Linked DNA regions of Homo sapiens: region 2 is linked to region 1. A link is an interaction called in ENCODE POLR2A ChIA-PET data of the cell type or tissue named here. Cell type or tissue: PC-3. All regions are shown on one strand. Each heading gives the region's core, and the rest is flanking DNA. Links, peaks and the distances in the headings are about the cores only. Region 1 overlaps ARL15 (ARF like GTPase 15). Region 2 has its middle 130 kb from the start of FST.

Region 1 (10,405 bases), core at 1,240-9,239:
CGGCAGGCGGAGGTTGCAGTGAGCCCAGATCGCGCCACTGCACTCCAGCCTGGAGACAGAGTGAGATTCCATCTCAGAAAAAAAAAAAAAAAAGAAAAGAAAAGAAAAAGAAAAAGAAAGAATGAAAAGAAAAGAAAAGGTGAACCAAAAAAGCACAAAGAAGGAAGAAGAGAATGTCCTGAATGGCCTTTCCCAACCACCAAAGACATGCACCCAGATGCCTCAATACGGTCTCCTCAAATGCCATGGGACTACGTCAAAAATATATATATATCTTTCCAATGAACCAGCTCCTGCTCTTGATTTTCCTATTTCTCTCAAAGAAATGATCACTTTCCCAGCCAGCTGGACTTGGAAAAGGTGTCATCTGGACCCTCTCCTCCTCTGTGAGGTATGAGCAAGTCTTCCCTGTAATCCTGTCCTCTCCCTCTGTGCGCCCTCATCCAGGTTCTCACTCCCTAGGGCCTTTTTCTTGTTCCTATGCATCCAGCATTTTCCCTTAGAGATCCCAGTATAATAAATTACTCAAATATGTGCAGTCCTTTGTAGTTACAATGTGCTTTTGCCATATTTTCTATTTTAGTTTTATTTTTGAGTATATAACAGCTTGGTAGGTAAGCAAAAAAAATACTATTTCTATTTTACAGGAGATGAAAGAAATATTGAGAGGAATTAAGTGATTTGGCCATTGCCACTACAGAATCTCACTAATAGCATTTTTACCTAGATCAGTAGCCCATTTCTCTCTCCTGCTCTCTGTTCCTCTTTCTCTCTCTCCCTCTTTCCCCTGCTCTTTCTGGTCTCCAGCACTGTATAAGCCAGTTGCTTGGGGAATGTTTCCACGTGGATATCCCACAAACACATTAAACTCATCATGATGAAAACCAAATGCACCCTTGGCTCCTCTCAACTTGCTGCTCTGCTGTTCTCTAGTTCAGTGAACAAGGATCACCCACCTAGAAACCTGGAAGTCCTGACTCCTCATTCTCCTTCACTGACCCATCCAGTCACCAATTTTCAAGTCTACAAAACTATTAAACTGTTTCTCGAAACCAAGTTTCTCTCAATCCCCACTGCCCACTTCTGCCACCCTCATCCAGCCTATAACATCCACTTCTCTGTCTCTCTCATAACACTCTTATCTGCACAGCCCCAGTCAATCCATCCCTCACACTTCACCTTGAATAATCTTTCACTCTGCTTCTTACAACATTTTGATGTCTCACCAAAACCCTCAAAATAAAAACCAAGCTCCTTAACAAGGCTGGCAGAGCTCATCAGCTTCTCTGGGTGGTAACTCCTTATCTTAGCTTAGGCTACCATGACAAAATACCAAGACCCTGGGTGGCTTAAACAACAGAAATGTATTTTCTCACAGTTCTGCAGGTCGGAAAGTCCAAGATCAAAGTTTGAGAGGGTTCAGTTTCTGATGAGGGCTCTATTTCTGGCTAGCAAACCATTACTTTGTCCTCACATGGCCTTTCCTTGGTGCATGAGTGTGGAGAGTGAGGGAGCTTTCTGGTGTTTTTAAAATAAGGACACTAGTAGTATCAGATTAGGGCCCCACTTTTAAGACCTCATTTAACCCTAATTCCCTCCATATAGACCCTATCTCCAAACGTAGTCACTGGGGGACAGAGCCTCAACATATGAACTTGGGGAGACACAATTCAGTCCATACTCCCTCTCCAATCTCAAGTGAAGGCCTGACCACTTAGCAGTCTACGCTGCGGCCACACTGACTGCTCATGTGCTGTCTCTAAATCCAAATCCTTGTGGAGCCCTCTCCAGAACCCTCTCCTTTTCCTTAGGCTCCCTATACCTTTTGCTTAACTAACCCCTCACTCTTTAAGTCTCAGCCTCCATAGTCTTAGTTCTTCCAAAAAGTCCTGCAATCTGACCTGCAAGCCCTTTCCCCTCTGGGATTAGAGGCCCTCACCAAATGTTCCCATGATCCTGACCACATTTGCCTGTATCCTTTACTAGATTCTTGGCTCTTTGACAGCAGGTACTGAGGCTGTCTGTTCACGGCTGCAACCCTAACATAACCCAAGAGCACTATTAATACATAGTGCTCTTTCAATAAATATCATTGTCAAATGCCATTCTCAAAAAGGTAGGCAGAAAAACAGGAAGGGAAGGAGAGACCAGAGTAAGCAATGGCTCCTTACTATCTATGGAAAAAAGTTTCCAGTTGTTCTGACATTCGAAGCTCCCTTCCACTGGGCCTCAAGACCCTAAGTTCATATTTGAAAGGCTGCACAGGAGAAAGCAGAGCCTTATGCTGCATTTGGGGGTAAAAATAGAACCAACAGGTAGAAATATGGGAGAAACAGGGCAGAGTGGGAAGGGCAGGGGTGCTTAATTAAAGACGCATGCCCACCTACCAGGAAAGCCACAAAATTGCTTCTCAGAACTTGTGTTCAGGGACCTCTCCGGTCTGCTCTGCCTTCAAGACACATTCTTTTCTCCTCTGATTTCCTCTATTCCCACAAGAGCCATCAATTGGAGTCTACCCTCAGCCCCTTGTTCGGCTGACACTCATGTTCACCCCTGCCCTCATACACCATCCTTGTTTGCAATGGCTTCACAACACCCAGTTCTATGCTTCTCCTAGTCCAGCCGTTTTCAATGTGTGCATGGACTCCTGAGGGTCCCCAAGACCCTTTCAGAGGATCTGCAGGATCAAAACTAATGTCATCATACTAAGACATTATTTACCTCTTGCATTGTGTTTGCATTAACATTGATGGAGAGAGTGAGTGAGTGAAACTGCTGGCCCTTTAGCACAAATCATGCTGGTGGCACCAAACTCTACCAGCTGCCATTGTGTTTTACATAAAAATGGCCTTGATGAAGCAGTAAACTATCAATTTTATTAAATCTTGACACGTTACTATTCTGTGTGATGAAATACATACAAAACATTTCTGCTCTATGTAAAAGTCTAAGGGTTGTCTCAAGGAAAAGTACTCGTGAACCTAACTAACTTCTCTTTTCATGGAACACCATTTTTACTTGAAAAAATGACTTACAGGCAAACTATAATTATTCGAACTTGGGTATTTCACAGATATTTTCTTAAAAATAAATGAAGTGGGCATGTCAATTCAAGGAAAACAACTGTTAGTATTTGTTGCCAGTGATAAAATTCAAGCTTTCAAATGAAAATTAAATTCTTAGAAAACTTGTATCTGCCATCATGAACTTGACATATTTACAAGACTGATATTGTGTTAACATTTGGAAGATTTACATAACTAGATGAACCAATATTTTCCAAGACCAATGTGTAATATTACAAAGTCATGCCTGAGCAAAAGAGTCTTTCAAGGTCCAAGAGAGACTACTGGCTTTTAACATAACTAACTAGAATAAGTTCACTGATATGGTTTCAGGTTCCACATGGCAACTAGCCCCTAAGGAACTACCATTTGATTGTTTAGATATAGAATCACAGAAGACTACTCACAATTATCAGAAAAGGCTATTAAAATATTCTTTTCCAACTTCATAGCTGCGTGGGGTTGAATTTTCTTCACATACTTTAACCAAAACACACAACAGATTAAATGCAGAGGCAAATATGAGACTCTAGCTGCCCTCTATTAACCCAGACATTAAAAAGATCTGCAAAGAGGTAAAACAATGCCATTTTCTCACTAATTTTTGTTTTGGAAAATATAGTTCTTTTTCATTTAAATGTTATTCATATTAACATGTAATGGGTTTATTTTTATTTATTTTTTGAGACAGTCTCGCTCTGTTGCCAGGCTGGTACAACGGCAAGATCTCAGCTCACTGCAACCTCTGCTTCCCTGATTCAAGCAATTGTCCTGCCTCAGCTTCCCAAGTAGCTGGGATTATAGGCGCGTGCCACCAAGCCCGGCTAATTTTTTTATTTTTGTAGAGATGGGGTTTCTCCATGTTGGCCAGGTCTCGAACTCCTGGCATCAGGTGATCCGCCCGTTTCAGCCTCCCAAAGTGCTGGGATTACAGGCTTGAGCCACCAGGCCTGGCCCGTTACTATTGTTATTTTTAAATGCATTAGTAAAAAAAAAAAAAATTTTAATTGCTAGAACATTAAATATCAATACCCACATTAATAAAAGCTATTTGGGAGCCTTAATAATTATCAATGGTGTAAAGGGGTCCTGAGACCAAAAAGTTTGACTTCACCAGGTGTTTGAACACTACAGATCCCATCTTGCCCATGAAGCTTCCCTAGACATCCCCACCCCACCGTGCTCCCTTCTGCATCCTACAATAGCATCCACTGGTAAGGCCACTATTTTAATAATGATATGGTTGCTTTATACTAATGAATTATGTTTTTGTACAACAGTCTCCTAGTGTCCATGTTTAAGAATTTAAGGGACTTTGCTTTCCAAAGCTGTTAACCCAACTAGCTCTGTGAAAGTGAAACAAAATTATGGACTTAAATTTCTGTCTGTGTCAAAAAAGAGTAAAATGCACCCTCTAGTGGACTTGTAAGCTCACAGAACACAAAATAAATTTATTGGATTGTCAGAAGAATTACAACTCCGTCCCAGAAAATTCAGATTATAAAATAATAATATATGAGCATAGGGAAATTAATTTTAATTTTTTGATAATATGTTTTTAAAAGAGCTAAGAAAATGTGAAACCAAATCTAGTTTGAATGTAGTTCATAACTAAATGCAAAAGTAAACCTGAGGTCACACACAAAAAACTTCTTTCTTAAATTCCTATGAATTGATTATACATCGGCTATCCAAAATAATCTGTTCAAATTATGTCTTATTAACTACTTATAACTTTAAATACATAGAAGCATTAACATGGATAAAGTTGGGATTATTATTAGTTCAATTTCCAAATATTAAAACTACACTCAACTTACAACCTGGGCATTCCAATGGCCTTCACAAAATCTGAAAAAGGACCTTTGAAGGATAAGAACCAATGCTTGGGGTATACTTTTAACTCTGTATGTTAATGTTAAAAGGATTTAATTCTATGCATCTTTCTCTAGGATGACATAAGAAAAACAGTGTAAAAATACACTCAACCTTATCAGATAAAATAATGTAATGACATGGAAAGAAGTCTGAAATATATGGTTAAACTAAAAAATGTAGTCACAGAATAACGGGTGGCATGATCTAATTTATGTTTTAAAAAATGTACGCACGTGTACCCATGTTTATGAGCACATATGCACGTTAATTCTATAGTTAAACCTTTTTTTTTTTTTTGAGACAAGGTCTCGCTCTGTCACCCAAGCTGTAGTACAGTGGCTCGCTCATGCCTCACTGCAGCCTTGCTCCTGGGCTCAGCCTCCCAAGTAGCTGGGAATATAGGCATGTGCCACCACACCCAGCTAATTTTTATAATTTTTGTAGAGACAGGGCTTCAACATGTTGCCCAGGCTGGTCTCGAACTCCTGGGTTCAAATGATCTGCCTGTCTTGGCTTCCCAAAGTGCTGGGATTACAGGTGTGAGCCACCACCCCGGGCTATAGTAAAGTATTAACATTTGTTATTTCTGGCAAGGAATATGCATTAGTAGCAAAAATAATGGAAGGGCATTTGACTATACTTCTATACTGTTAAGATGCTGTGAGCATTTTTAATTCAAAATAATCAAATATGGAATTTTTAAGGAAATTACAGTTATAATTAATTCAAAGAACTGTATGAAATGGGAATTGTTATTTCATCAACTAGGACATTAAAAGGTTTGAGTAACAATAAGAAATTTGATATAGCTATTTGGTTTTTAAATCATTAGACTGGAAAAGAAAATTTTTTAAATGGCTTTATCACCAGAACACAATGTCTGATTCCTCTGATGATAATGCAAGCTGAAGTGGTATATAAAATCCTCTCTGCCACTTTTAAACTCTGGCAGAGATAGCTACTCCTTCCAACTGATAGTGTCTGATCGGATAACTATGTTCCTTTTTAAACTCTCAAATTCTATAATTTCTGAAGTGCTGAGATACTGTCATAGTTATGGAAGCATTTTCTAGCTTTGAGTTTTTATAGATCTAGCCTCAGCCATACAGCCTGGTGGGTACAGGTACTTTAAGTGAATAACTGGCTTTATTAATCTCAACTGGAAGTGGCCGAGTTGAACTGAAACTAAACACAGACACACACACACACACACACACACACACACACACACACAAATCAGTAGTATTACCAAACTACAACCACTAAGGAGCATACTCATCCAATTTTAATTTGAGCATCAGACGCAAAAAGACAGAAACAATATGTATGCTTCGTCTGTCATTCTAATCTGAACACACAATGTCTTCAAGTCAACAACTTAGGTAGATGGAGCAGACTGGCCAAAAATAAATTTCTATTGGCAACACTTCTGTGAAATTCTACTGGTCCTTTATAATGTGCCAGTGTTTCACTCTCTAATCATATATTGCCCAGTGCATACATTCATTTAAACAAAATCCTTCTTTTCTTCAAGTAATTAAAACTCTTTAATCTTTTATCTATTTTAAGCCTACTTCCATTAATATTTGTATTTAGACATTTGTCTAAAGTGAAAAGTGTCCCACCAGAGCATGCTGAACCTTGGTATCTTCCTTGTGAATAAAATTTAGCTGGACACATAGCCACTCAACTACAGAATGCAGTTTCCAGACTCCTTTGCAGCCAGGTATGGCCGTACGACATCATTGGAACATGAGTGAAAATGATGTGTACAAAGGAATTGTTTGTTCTCCTTTTCCACTCTTTTCACTTCTGATATGGTTTGGCTGTGTCCCCACCCAAATCTCATCTTGAATTGTAGCTCCCATAATCCCCACGTGTTGTGGGAGGGACCTGGTGGGAGGTAATTGAATCATGGGAGTGGGTTTTCCCCCAGCTGTTCTCGTGATAGTGAATAAGTGTCAAGAGATTTGGTGGGTTTATAAAGGGGAGTTCCCCTGCAAATGCTCTCTTGCCTGCCACCATGCAAGGCATGCCTTTGCTACCCCTTCCCATTCTGCCATGATTGTAAGTTTCCTGAGGCCTCACCTGCCATGTGGAACTGTGAGTCCACTAAACCTCTTTTTCTTTATAAATTACCCAGTCTCTAGTATGTCTTTATTAGCAGCATGAGAATGGACTAATACAACTTCCCTATTGGTAGAGAAGTACCCTGAAGTATTAGAACATTATACAATTATCTTAATAGAAACAGCATGCTGACAATGCATGATCAGACAGGTAGATCAATATAGACACCAAAAAGGGGGAATACATCTAAGTACATACAGGGAATAACAAAAAGCAGTAGCATTTTATGTAAATTAGTATTGTCTATTTAAAAGGAAAGAAGACTATTAATAAAGTCAGTAAAAACGCATCAAGAATAACACAATCTGAAACCTGGCACAGAGAATGCAAACTGTGTTTTTAAGACTGTTACCACCTGAGGGCACTACTTCAGCTGACTAGAAGAAATGCGGGTGATCCTTTGTAGAATTTGTCTTGAATTTGCCAAACCTTCAAAAATAATTTTTTAGCCAAAAATGATCACTGTCGTATCTACGGTTAATGTAGCATGTCAAAAAGCGGGAAACAGATGGATGACTCACCAAATGGGGCTGGGCAACCAACTAACCATATGAGGGGGAAAAGCAAAGTTGCATCCCTACTTCACTACTTACTCTAAAATAATTCCACTGGGATTTGAATTTTAAATAGAAAAAACAAATCCACAAGAGTACCAGAGGACGTTTACTATAATAATAATTTTTAAATCTTTATATTTTTAGGGGCAGGGAAGAGCATTCAAAGGATGAAGGAAAGCATCTGACCATTCTTTCCATATCACTAACTCCCCAACATCCTTCCTGGCATTATGGTTACCCCACCCCTGAGTTTAACAAAGTTAAAAAACAAAATGGGAATGGAAAACGAGGGAGCAACCCAGTCACTTAATTTTTCATGCCAAAGTCACTCAATTTTTTATAAGCCCAGATTCAGGGGTTGACCCTTTGTGCCCTGGAAACACTGCACGTGACCCCAGCACTGCTAGCTCCAGCTTCTGAGCCTGAAATACTCTTTAGCCTAAACCTGGCCCTAATACACACAACAATCACAAAAAACAATAAGAATAATAAAGAACCCAGCAACCGTTGGAACCCTGAGGAAGCCGACGGTGAGTGAAACCTTCCCGACTTCTAAAACCAGCTCCAAGTCAAGTCTGTGAATTTGAGTCTCGCAGGATGCCCCTTTCTTCCTGTATCACTCCGCCAGAGAATATTTTTTAGGAACATAGAGCACTAGAATGAGTGGCTATCTCTAAAGCCATCTTAAGTTTATATTCTTCAGCAGCTGACTCAATAACCTGACTTTGACATTAAGCCGACTTCACAGACCAACTGTCACTTCAAAGAACAAGAAAAACCTTGAGTAAAAGTTAAATGAAAAGTGTTTTCCAAATCACTCGCAAAGGAAACAGATCAGGTTGTTGTAATAAAGAATGTAATCAACTCATTTCATGAGCTAAAAAGGTATCCTCAGAAACAGGAACGCTTGACTCAGGGTAGACTGACTCTGTCAAAGGTTTGGGGCCTGATGTTGACGACTGGCAAAGACCGAGATGAAATGAACTCATTTTGACATTCAAGTTAGAGTTTTCTAATCTAATCCATAGCAATCATCCTGAGGTAAAATACCAAGGTGCCACTTTTATAGTCATTGATGGGGAACTAAGCCATTAATGACTCTTCTAAGTAATACAGCAGTTAGTGAGTGACAGAATCAAGACTCAGATGAGGTCCTCTGACTCTACAATCAAAGGTGTTTGACTCCATCCCTCTAGCACCCTCCATGGTGGAAACGACATTTAGGTCAATTTATAACATCCGAAAAAGACAGACTAGCTGTACAACTATTAATAGATAGGAAATTGACTTATCTTTGGGCAATGGCAAGGGAAAAGGCTTTTATGAATGCCATTTTTTTTTTTTTTGGAAAAGTAACTAACCCTATTATCCTAGGCATTGGATTTTAAAAATGCCATCTGAAATATACAGTTCAGGTATCTCTTCTGAAGTAAAATATTGGTATGTATCAGTTGGAAAAGACTCTTTTCCACCCCCCAATTGTTAGTGTAGCTAAGATGATACACTTAAGACTTACACGAGTAAAGAATCACCTCAAAGAAATGCTCAGTAAGTCTTTGGTTTCTCTGGATTGGCATAAGGGAGTCTGTGTCCCTGTAGAAGAGGCTGCCAGGGGTTCCCCAATATATATTCTCCTCTCTTTTGTAGTGAGAGAACTGAGTACATAGGCTTATGTGTTTTCCAGCCTCACTTGTAGTTAAGTGTGACCATATGTCTATGTTCTGAAATATGAGGACAAAAAGAAGTTAAATTCTAGAATGTTTCCTTAAAAAATGGGGGCATATTTTTTGCTCTTCTTCCTTTCTACTGTCTGAAACGTGGGAGTGATGGCTTTAGCTCAAATAACCATTTTGGACAATGATGTTTAAGCCACCATTGCAGATGGTGAAGCAACGAGATGGGAGGCTGGGTCCTGGAAGGTTAGGAATCCCCATACTAGCCCTAGACTATTTACCTGCAAGTCTGTTTCCCTGGGACAGAAATAACTTTCTAACTTGTTTGAACTGTTGTTCACTGGAGAGTAGAACTTAATTCTAACACATCATCGGCCGGGCGCGGTGGCTCAGGCCTGTAATCCCAGCACTTTGGGAGGCCGAGGCAGGCGGATCACGAGGTCAGGAGATCGAGACCATCCTGGCTAACACGGTGAAACCCCATCTCTACTAAAAATACAAAAAATTAGCCGGGTGTGGTGGCGGGCACCTGTAGTCCCAGCTACTCGGGAGGCTGAGGCAGGAGAATGGCATGAACCCGGGAGGCGGAGCTTGCAGTGAGCCGAGATCGCGCCACTGCACTCTAGCCTGGGCGACAGAGCGAGACTCCATCTCAAAAATAAAAAAAAAAAAAACACATCGCCAATAATTTTTTTTTTTTTGCTTTGTAATATTCAAGTCATCAGTTGGCTCAAAAGGTGTCATTAAATCATCAAAATTTTAATTTACTTCAAATTAAAAAATATTTTCCACAAGCACATGTCTGAGTATACATGCAGGTAGAGTGGGGACACTTGCAGAATTAAAAAGGATCAAAAGTCCCACTGTAAGGTACATCAAGTATCGTTGATCCACGCTTGCACAGAAACCTACTTATGTCCTTTTCACAACACCTAAAAGATTGTGTTGCCTAACATACTGTATTGCAAGTGTTCGTTTAGGAGTTTACCAACACCATTCCCACTCCCTGCCATCTAGACTAGGAAGTTTCTGGTTCACCATCAAATCCTCAATGCCTAGCATTGTGCCAGGCACTCAAAAAACTGGGTGAACATGTGAAAGA
Region 2 (10,405 bases), core at 1,168-9,167, 890 kb before region 1:
AAAACTGAGGCACAGATAATTTAAGCAACTTTTCCAAGATCACTTTCTCAGAACATATATCTCAATTTTTGGTTAAGTAAAAAATATTTGGCTAGGCACAGTGACTCATGCCTGTAATCCCAACACTTTGTGAGGCCGAGGTAGGAGCATCATTTGAGGCCAGAATTTCAAGACTAGCACTAGCAACACAGCAAGATAGCAAGACCCCATCTCTACAAATAATAATAATAATAATAATTAAGTGTCATGGCATGCCCCTGTAGTCACACTACTTGGGAAGCTGAGGTGGGAGGATTGCTTGGGCCCAGGAGTTCAAGGTTACAGTGAGCTATGATCACGCACTGCACTCAGCCTGGGGAAAAAAAAACCACACATATATTTACATATTACAAATATTTATTTCCAGGCTACAAAATCTTATACAGACAACTTGCTAGAAAAAAAGTAAAAATAGAAAGGGACAGACATCAAGAACATAGGGCATGGAAGAAGGTGCTTTCTAGGGACTTCATTAGTAGGTGCTCATTTTTAAAAGCTGATTAGAAATGTTTTTTGGAGTTAGAGGTCAGGCATCTATCTTCTACTAATTAATAGCAAGCCTCATTTAACATATTTAACTCTCACAGTCTCATTTTACTTATTTTTTTAATTCATCTGAAAAAGTTGAGTACTAATTTATTCCCTACCATAACAGTAGCCACTATATCAATGAAGATGCTTTAAGTTGCAGGTAAAATACTCCACCATCAGTAACAAAATAATAAAAACATTTTTCTCTCTCACATAATAAGAATCCTAGGAGTGGCATTTCCAGATTAGTTCAGTGGCTCAGCCAGGATCTTCTTCCAATCCCACATTTCCACTCTTCTCCATGAATTGGCCTTTGGCCCTTAGACTTGTCACCTCTTAGTCAAGAGATGACTGTCTGAGCTCTAGATATCATGTCCTTACGTAGTAGCATCTAAACTAGGAAAACAAAGAAAGAGGGTCAAAGGAAAGAGCCATCTTCTTTCAAGCCTTTTGTGGAAACCCCAAACAAACTTCATCTTACATGTAATTAGCAAGAAGTGGGTCATGTAGGCACAGTAGATAATTCACAGGAAAAGAGAAATGAGGCTGGGCACGGTGGTTCATGCCTGTAATCCCAGCATTTTGGGAGGCCAAGGTGGGTGGATCATGAGGTCAGGAGTTCAAGACCAGCCTGGCCAACATGGAGAAAACCCATCTCTACTAAAAATACAAAAATTAGCAGGAAATGGTGGCACGTGCCTGTAGTCCCAGCTACTCAGGAGGCTGAGGCAGGACAATTGCTTGAAACCGGGAGGCAGAGGTTGCAGTGAGCCAAGATCACGCCACTGCACTCCAGCCTGGGCAATAGAGGGAGAGAGTGAGACTCTGTCAAAAAAAAAAAAAAAAAAGAAAGAAATGGGATTGTCAAAACAGCCTTATATGATGTATGTTTCATTAGTCCCATTGCAGACATGATCATTTAAGGCTCAGTGGGAAGAAGTAATCAGCAAATATGAGAGTCAGACTTTGACCCATATGACAACAAAGCTGCACTAGTAGTTATTGTTTGCTCAGAAGTTAGAGATGTTCCCACTGGAAATCCTTTTCAAGTATAAGAAAATGCTAAAATAAATTTATGGCTAAGACACCGAAGACAATAAATATTGCATTTTAAAGGAGGTAAAGAGCTTACAAAAGAGTCATCTGCAATCGTGTTACTTAACTCTTAAACACCTCACCCACAATGATGGTGTGAAAGGATGGGGACATTAGAAATTAGAAGGATGTTTGCAGAGTATTTCTTTTGAATGAGCAGCTCTGTGTGCCCTTCTACCCTTCATCTTGCCTGCCCTCAAGCCCAGCGTAAGGGAGTTTATTCCACAGAATCACTCAGAGAGCTCCACACATGTCTTCTGCAGTTACAGGGACCCATTGAACTAGTGTTTGGCATATATCTGGAAAACTAAAAAGCTGGTGTAGTGGATTACAAAATATGACCACAAATTCCTTTCATCATATATTCAAGCTCTTTTGCATTGTGATTTTGTTACTTCTTCCATCAAGACATGAAGTCTACTTCCTCAGCCCTTGAATCTGGGCTGGTCTTTAGACTTGTCCTGACCAAAAAATTTGCTAACAGTGATGTAATGTGACTTAAAAGTGTGGGCCTTAAGAAGCCTTGCAATTTCCACTGCTGGTTCTTGGGCAGTGCATCAAGACCACCATTTAGGAAATCAATCTCACCTGCCAGAGGATGAAAAACACAGGGTGGGGTGGGGATAGAGGGCAAGGAGAGGCACCCCAGTCAATGGCCAGCATTAACTTTAGATGTATAAACTGAGAGGGTTCAGCCCAGTCAACCCTCCAGCTGAATCCAGCTCATGAGTAAGCCCAGGAAAAACTGGTAGAAAACCCAACCAGCCTACCCAAAGAACTCTAAGACATGATAAGTCACTATTACTTGAAGCCACTGTGTGAGTTGTTGGTTACACAGCAATAGGTAACTGAAACAGCTAGCTGGCTAGTCCAAGGCAAAGGAGAGGCTGCAGCTGTACTGGAATCTGCCTACATCCCCAGAACTTGTTGAGGTAAAAGAGGCATGCACATTGACACAAATAAGAGAGAAAACTGATTTTTAAGCCATATAAAATACTTCTCAAGAGGACTGTCTCATGGTAAGCCAGTCTGGGTGGAGTGATCCAACAAGGAAAAAAGATTCTAAAAAGAAAGAGAAGAAGAAAGGAGGGAAAAGAGAGTTAGCAAAAGAAGGAGAGAGGGGAGAAAATCATGGACTAAGGAGGGAACAGACAACTTGAGAAAAATGCATCACCCATATCACAAGGCATGCAGTCAAAGGTACCCAGTGGCAGTTTCAGAAGAACTAGGTGAAGCATTCCAGGTTCAGAATGCCCAACCATCTCAGAACCCTACCAGTCAAGTAAGAACCTTCCTATCCCTCTGAATTCTCCAATATCCCCTTGGCCCAAGCCTGGCAGGATAAGAAATAACAGTTATCATGCTAGGAAAGAAAGAGAAATGCCAGATGGGAAAAAAGAAGAGAAAGGCCACTCCAAGGAGACAGCCCAAAGCAAGGCCTAGCTGGGTAGAAAGGAAGATTTAGTTTTAAATCAACTTCTAAGTTTTGATTATTACCTGAAACTAGACACAGTAAATGTCTCCATTGAGACTGTATTTTTTTTTTTTTTTCACTTTAAGGACCAAATAAGTCATGGAACTGTGCAAGTTTTCCTCTGGTGGAGGGAAAGAATTTTCCCTAATTCAAAACTTTTAAAGAGACAGTGGGAGTTAAAAGATTGCTGTTGTAGTGTTCCCTCACCCTTATCCAGGTGCCTGCTTCCGGGGACTTTACACAAAGTGGCTTAAGAAAAGCCACTTGGAGAGTAGGTAAATTCATTTGTGAGTTCCGCTAGTGATGTGATGGTTGCTGGGAAGTTTCTCTGGCCCCAAAAAACTCCGTTGTCACAGTGGCTAAAAGTCCACCATTACAGAGGCAGTCATTACAGAGGCAGTCATTTAGGCTGTCCTCAGAAGTCCTGTTTTTTAAAATACACAAATCAGGATGGGCAGCAAATCAAGTCATTGATGCATTACAGAATTGCATGTTGAAGGATGGAAATAACAAGCAGAGGGGCAGAAGGCAATGCAGGAACACACAAAAGCAGTCAAACCTCACTGAAGACTACTGCACAATTTTGCCTGGGGTTCACTCTGCACTCAGGCCAGTAGCTCCCAACTTTTCACATTCAGAAGAATTACCACGGGAGCTGGGGAAAATGCAGATTTCAAGGCTCAAGCCCTCTAATTCTATTTGATTGGTTTGTTTTGGAGTCCAGGAATCTGAATTTTAAGAAGTCCAAGGAACTGAATTTTAAGAAGCATTCAAGGTGATTCCAAGGCAGTGGGTTCATAAACCTTATTTTAGAAATACTACTTCAATATAAATAGCTAAGGATTGAAAACCAAAGCTGGTCACAAAATTCGGATACATATTTCTCTACAAAATATATTCTTGCAATAAACGAGATAAGGTTGGAACAATTTCTGAGTTCTTAGAAACATGTTATCTCTCATGCTTCCTCAGGGCTAAGTTGATTGTTATAAATACCATCAATTTAGGGGAAAATTGGGGAAAAAAACTGGAAAGTTAACTCATTAGAAGTACACATCTATTATAAGATGGATTCAGGGCTAGAATTATGAAAATGTAGAAACTTACAAGTAAGAAAAAATATTTGTTAGAATGAATTTTTAGTTCAAAATAAAAGGTTTCTTATGGTCCCCAAATTCTAAGGTGAAAATGTCATTTTCTGGGGCCTAACCCCTGAACCTCATTTTCATACTGTTTTATCCCTTCATATATTCCAACAGCAGTGAGTAAGTATTTGTTATGGACAACACACTCTTTTCCTAGAAATGGGAAGGGTTACTAGAAGTTGTCTAGGCCTCTTCCATCAAGGCAAGCATCAGTTAAACCATTCCAGGAAGACAGCTAGCCAAGCTGTTCTTCAAAGCTTTCAAGTTTTTAAAAGCTTTCCATAACTTCCCACGGAATAAGCACTCACCAGGAAGACTCTGGATGTTATTGTTAGAGGATCGAATACACAGGGAAGTGGATAATATAATTAAATGCCAGGAAGAAGTAAAAAGGCATCAGAGAGGGCCACATGCTATTTTCCAGAATTCCATCAACCTGCCACAAAGAGCCAACTCAGTCAACTCCTAAAAAGCACCTCTAATATCCATATGCAGAGAGAGCCACAGTTTAGCAGGAGTTACGGGAATTTTCTAAAACTTAAACACATTTTGCCATACATCTTGGGGAATGTTTTCAGAAAACTGAAAACTGAGGCTTTTCTAACAGATTGCCTCACATCTCAGAAAGTGGAATAGAAAGGAAGTCATTTTGTAAACTAGTATGAGAAGAAAAAACAGCATGTAAATCTCTCTAGGCAGAGAAATTGTTGGTCCTATGAATTTAAATTCATAGACTAAAAATCTGTCAGCCTTTTCCAGATTCTCTCACAACATCATGCCTCCTCCAACGCTTAAGCACTAATTGATTCATTTTCTGTTTTATCGGATTTAAAGTCATTTTAGTCACTATTTTTAACTGTTTTCTCATTTACGGTCCTCCTCCCTCCCTTTGCTTCGAGGCCCCACATTAAATTATACATTCTCTCACATGGCTCATTATCTTACATTTTTTTCTGTCATTCTGCAGCTGCTGTCCTGCGTTCCTGCCTCAGCTTTGTTTAGTGCCAAAGAGCTGTTTTTTCTAACACTTCAAAAACACATGGCATTTTTTATGGGCACAAGTATCTTCACTTCTGTCAAATAAAAAATTGATTCATAAGGGAAACATTTTAAGTATGTAGGTGTCTTGCAAGAAAATTAAGTAGCTCATTAAAAAAATAAGTATGCCTGAGGAGGGATAAAACCATAACCTGAAAATTGAACATAAATGTCTTTGCTTTTAAGAATATTTGGATATTTGTAGATTCCCTTCGTGATCTTTTTGTTAGTTTGTTTTTACCCTTCGTGCAATTTACCTTTTACCATATTCTCATTTATAAGATTCTGGACTCCATACAGAAAGAGCAGGTAACTTTTACCCTAATGTTATCTCTGCTTTATAAGTAATGTGAAAAATGTTAAACATACAGAACTAAGAGGGAATCTGAGTTCCACATAGTAGCAGATACTGTTGGTGCCCTTTGTTATGTCCTGTAGCTCTGCAAGCAATCAGACCTGAGGATAAGAAGTGATTTGGTCTGACAATGGTATTTAGCCTCAAGTGGTTTCTTTCTAAGCCTTGTTTACCATCTTTCTCTCCCTGTATATTTAATGTTGACAGTCAGTTAGTCATGTCATGAGTCTTCTCACAGTGTACAGTAGCATAGAGTAAAATAGTGTTCCGCCCAGATCTCCTCAAATCATTCTCCATTTTTGTGTGCCATTCTCCGTTGGTAATACTTCACTTCCAATAACCAGCACCTACTCTTTTTAGAAGAACTGCTCAGGCTACTAGAGTCTCTTCGCATGCATGCTTGGGAGAAACCCAAAATTCAAGTGATTGAGAGAGAGAGAGCAGAGGAGACAAAATGGCCTTCAAGGAGTGCAGGGGTAGGAAACCCAGCTCCCCTGGATGTGTCATGACAACTCTGTGGCACAACTTGCACTCCAGAGCCCCCCTGTGGATAAGGCTGATGAAATGTTCAGCAGAACCTTGAGATGGATCTTTGTTTGGCTTCCTACTTCCTGTCCTGCTTCCCATTCATTCCCTGAACTTCCCTGTGACACTTCCTTTAAAAATCACTTGCCTTTAAAAAATTAGTTCCTTTTAAAATCTTTGTCTTGTAATCTGCAACTGTGGAATCTAACCTAAGACCACTGGCGAGATCCTTGAAGTACAGGATTATGAATGGCAAAGATTTACATCATTAATTATAGAATTAAAGGATGTCTAAACTTAGAGGGTTTCAGATATCAGGTATCAGAGAGATGAGTTAGCTCACCTGTATTAGTCCACTTACATACTACTATAAAGATACTACCAGAGACTGGACAATTTATAAATGAAAGAAGTTTAATTGACTCAGTTCTGCTTGGCTGGGGAGGCCTTAGGAAATTTACAATCATGGAGGAAGGAGAAACCGTCACTTCTTACATGGTGGCAGGCAAGGAAAGAATAAGCAAGAAAGGAACTACCAAACACTTATAAAACCATCAGGTCTCATGAGAACTCACTCACTATCATAAGAACAGCATGCAGGGAACTGCCCCCATGATCCAATCACTTCCCACCAGGTCTCTCCCTCAACACCTGCGGGTTACAATTCAAGATGAGATTTGGATGGAGACACAGAGGCAAACCATATTAATGCCCAAGTGCTCAAAGCTAGGATACAGCAGGATGAATCCAAAAACCCAGACCTCTGACTCAAAGATCACTGTTCTTTCTACCATTTGTGCTTTATTCTGAGTTTTCCAACATGACTATTGGACTATATATAGAGTTAGAGTCAAAATCAATTAATTCAAGATTGAAATTTTTATTTATGGTATGCCTTAAAGAAAAGCACGGATGTAAACTCAGTTGCAAATTAAATAAATTCAGGGTTTTAAAAAAATCCTTTTTCTTTTTTTTTCTTTTCCTATCTCTCTTCCTCCATCCACACACGTATACTACAACAGGCAATACTATAAGGAAGAATTTTGACATTGATTCGGAACACACTCACCCACTGAGAAGCTTGTTTGCTTGCTGCATCAGCACAAATGTCAATCAAAATGAGCAAGCAGTCTTTTTTCCTTCAAACTACCCATTTTCCTGAGAAACCCCAGGGGATACAAGCCAAAACTTTCCTAGGTGCTCTCCCTCATAACCAAAAGGTGAAATGAGTACATACATACGAACGAGCATGACTAGAATTACTTGTAAATAATGAAGGAACATGCAACATTCTCTCCCTTGTCACATCTTCCCAGAGCATAAGCCAAAAAGGCATCTGCTTTTTTACCATGAAGTCAAGGGCACCAAAAAGACAGCCTGACCAAATTGGTGCCCTTCTTCAGAGATATGCCAACTGTCAGAACTTCTCAATAGTGTAGTCCTTCCTTTGGGCAAAGCACACTCTTCAGGGAGCCTCTGTTAAATACATAAATGAATTTCCTTGGAATAATTACAGATTAACTCATTCTCAGCTTTTAACCCATTAGCAATAATTTATTCCTCACAGTAGGCTCCAAATTACATAAAACAGACAAGTTTCAAAGGGCAGGAGATTAGAAAATTCCTTAATCTTTGTTCTTTTGGGCTGCTATAACAGAATACCATAGCTTAAATGTTATAAACAACAGAAGTTTATTTCTCACAGTTCTGGGGGCTGGGACCCCCAAGATCAAAGTACCACCAGATTCAGCATCTGTTGAGGGCCCATTTCCTGGTTCAGAAATGGCAGTCTTCCCTCTGTGTATTGACATAGAAGGGATAAGTAGAGCTCTCTAGAGTTTCCTTTATAAGGTCACTAATCCTATGCATGAGGGCTTCATCCTTATGACCTAATCACCTCCCAAAGGCCGCACCTTCAAATATCATCACATTGGAAATCAGCATTTCAACATATGAACTCAGGGGAAGGGGACACAAATATTCAGTAGGTAGAACCCATCCAGGTATGCTAGAGGACTCCTGAAGCTTCAGAGCCAGAGGAAGCACTATAGTGGGGGTTGGGCTGTAGGCACCAAGAGGATGCTTTAAGGACACTGGGCACCCAGCAGAGGGTATGAGTGAAGACCACCTGGGTCCAAATCTGCCACATGCATGCTGTGTGATCTTGGGCAAAGAAACTTGACTTCTTTAAGCCTCCTCATCTCATCTGTCGAATGGGAGGAATAATGGCACCTACTTCATAGGGTTGTCATGAGAATTCAGGGCAGTTATATAAACAGCATCCTTAGGCTCATAGTATGGCTTCAGAGTAAGGCTTCAAAATTGTGAGTTATATTTATTGCTGTTGATATTATTATTATTTTCAGGAAATGAAACAATGAAAGGGAAGTTTCTAAAGGTGATTTTGGGACAAATTTCAATGACCATAATTTTGCTTATGTCTGCCCAGTTCTACTGATCATAAAATGTCAAAACGAAACTATTTACAAGAACACTAAGCACATTGGCATACCATAACATTCAGTCACATTATCAGAATAAAGTGTTGTAATCTTGTTTCTTCTCTCTGTTCACCGTATGCCTCTCCTGCATTTTTCCTGTTTCTTTGTACTTTCTTTTTTTTTTTTTTTTTTGAGATGGAGTTTCACTCTTGTCACCTGGGGTGGAGTGCAATGACACAATCTCAGCTCACAGCAACCTCCGCCTTCAGGATTCAAGTGATTCTCCTGCCTCAGTCTCCCAAGTAGCTGGGATTATAGGTTCATGCCACTACGCCAGGCTAATTTTTGTATTTTTTAGTAGAGACAAGGTTTCACCATGTTGGCCAGGCTAGTCTCGAACTCCTGACCTCTGGTGATCCACCCACCTCGGCCTCCCAAAGTGCTGGGATTACAGGCGTGAGCCACTGCGTCAGGCCTTTATTTTTCTTTGTTCAACAAATGTTCCTTTGTTTTGCTTTGAAATATAGGTAATATGTGTATAAGTTAGAAATTTAATACTACCTACTAAATTATTGGTTTTTCTACCTGCTTTCAACATTTGCATTTATTCATTCATGAATTTGACAAATAATGTGTGAGTTCTCCCATGTGCCAGGCACTATGTCAGGAGCTGAGAGAGTGCTAAACAGGGCAGATGAATATCCACAGATGCAAAGGGTATGTTCCACATTACAACTCCTAAGCAGTGCCCCTCTAAACCTCCCTCTTCTCTTCCCGAAGAACACTTGGTAGATTTTACAAGAGGTAAAATCGTCTCTTGAACTACAGGTTCTAAAGTTTAACCTGGAGCATGTAGAGTGATAGGCATACTTACTCCTGGGTAGAGTTTCTAACCTGGCTCCTGGGAGGGTCGTTAAAGATTTGGGAACTCCAAGTTTCATTCTTCTTCAATTATGCCTCTAAATTTAAGAGGTATTAACAGAGTAGCTTTTGGAAATCAAACAAGAGAATTCTGAAATATAGAAAGAAGTCAGGCCACAGAGGAGGACATGAGAACACTAAACTCTGAAGTCTGTAAAAGAAGCCTGTTAAATTTTCATCATTTTCACTAGAGTGTTTGTCATTGTTGATCTTGTATGGAATCTAATAGTTCTAATGAAAAATGTGTTAGGCCTTGGGTCCAAGGATATCATCATTATAAGTGCATAAGTGCCTAGGACAATATAAATCTCTCTACAGTGCTGCTATTGTGGACTTTGATCCATGATGTATTAGTTACTTATTTATTGATTTATAAAAATGAGCTGTTAAGCTTTTCCTGAGAAGTCCAAGGGCACATGAACAAAATGTAAGAAATATATAGCCACAAAAAATAAACCATGAAGTATAAACCAGAACCCCTAATGTCCAGGGCACGCTGCCTAGGTGAGTAGGATGAATCAAAAATACACTTTCTAGACACACCCTGAATGTCAACAAACAAGAACTCTGTAAAACCCAAAGAAGGAAGTTATATAATAAGGGCTTATATGAGACATAATATACATTGGCAAAACCCTGATCTAAACATGATGAATTTATTTACATTTGGCCCTTCTTCAGAGACGGGCCTGAGACTCTCACCAGAAAGTATGATGAGTATGATATCTTAAACGCCAGCAGGGCCAGAGGTCGCGTACTTGGCTTTCAGTATTTATTATTATTTTAAGCCAATTAAAATAATTTGGTTTCACAGTGGAAAGATTCCATTAAATAATAGCTT

Evidence for each region. Peaks named below come from ENCODE experiments on the same cell type or tissue, not always from the same donor. Only the 100,000 strongest peaks of a DNase experiment are listed, where the experiment ranks them.
Region 2: POLR2A ChIA-PET joins it to region 1 with 5 read pairs; 2 of 35 experiments call an interaction of 5 or more read pairs at or near these places.

What each region holds. Positions count from the first base shown.
Region 1 is chr5:54,230,270-54,240,674 of GRCh38, forward strand. All of the region lies in intron 1 of ARL15 (ARF like GTPase 15), which reads right to left. Among named protein-coding and RNA genes, the nearest start is that of ARL15, 75 kb to the right of the region's middle. In PC-3, for the core only: a CTCF peak has its summit at 4,474 (motif pointing left); no DNase peak of the experiment used is centred there.
Region 2 is chr5:53,345,332-53,355,736 of GRCh38, forward strand. No RefSeq gene overlaps it. Among named protein-coding and RNA genes, the nearest start is that of FST, 130 kb to the right of the region's middle. RefSeq lists an enhancer at 5,818-6,417. In PC-3, for the core only: no CTCF peak of the experiment used is centred there; a DNase peak (open chromatin) is centred at 5,850; H3K27ac peaks cover 4,722 bases.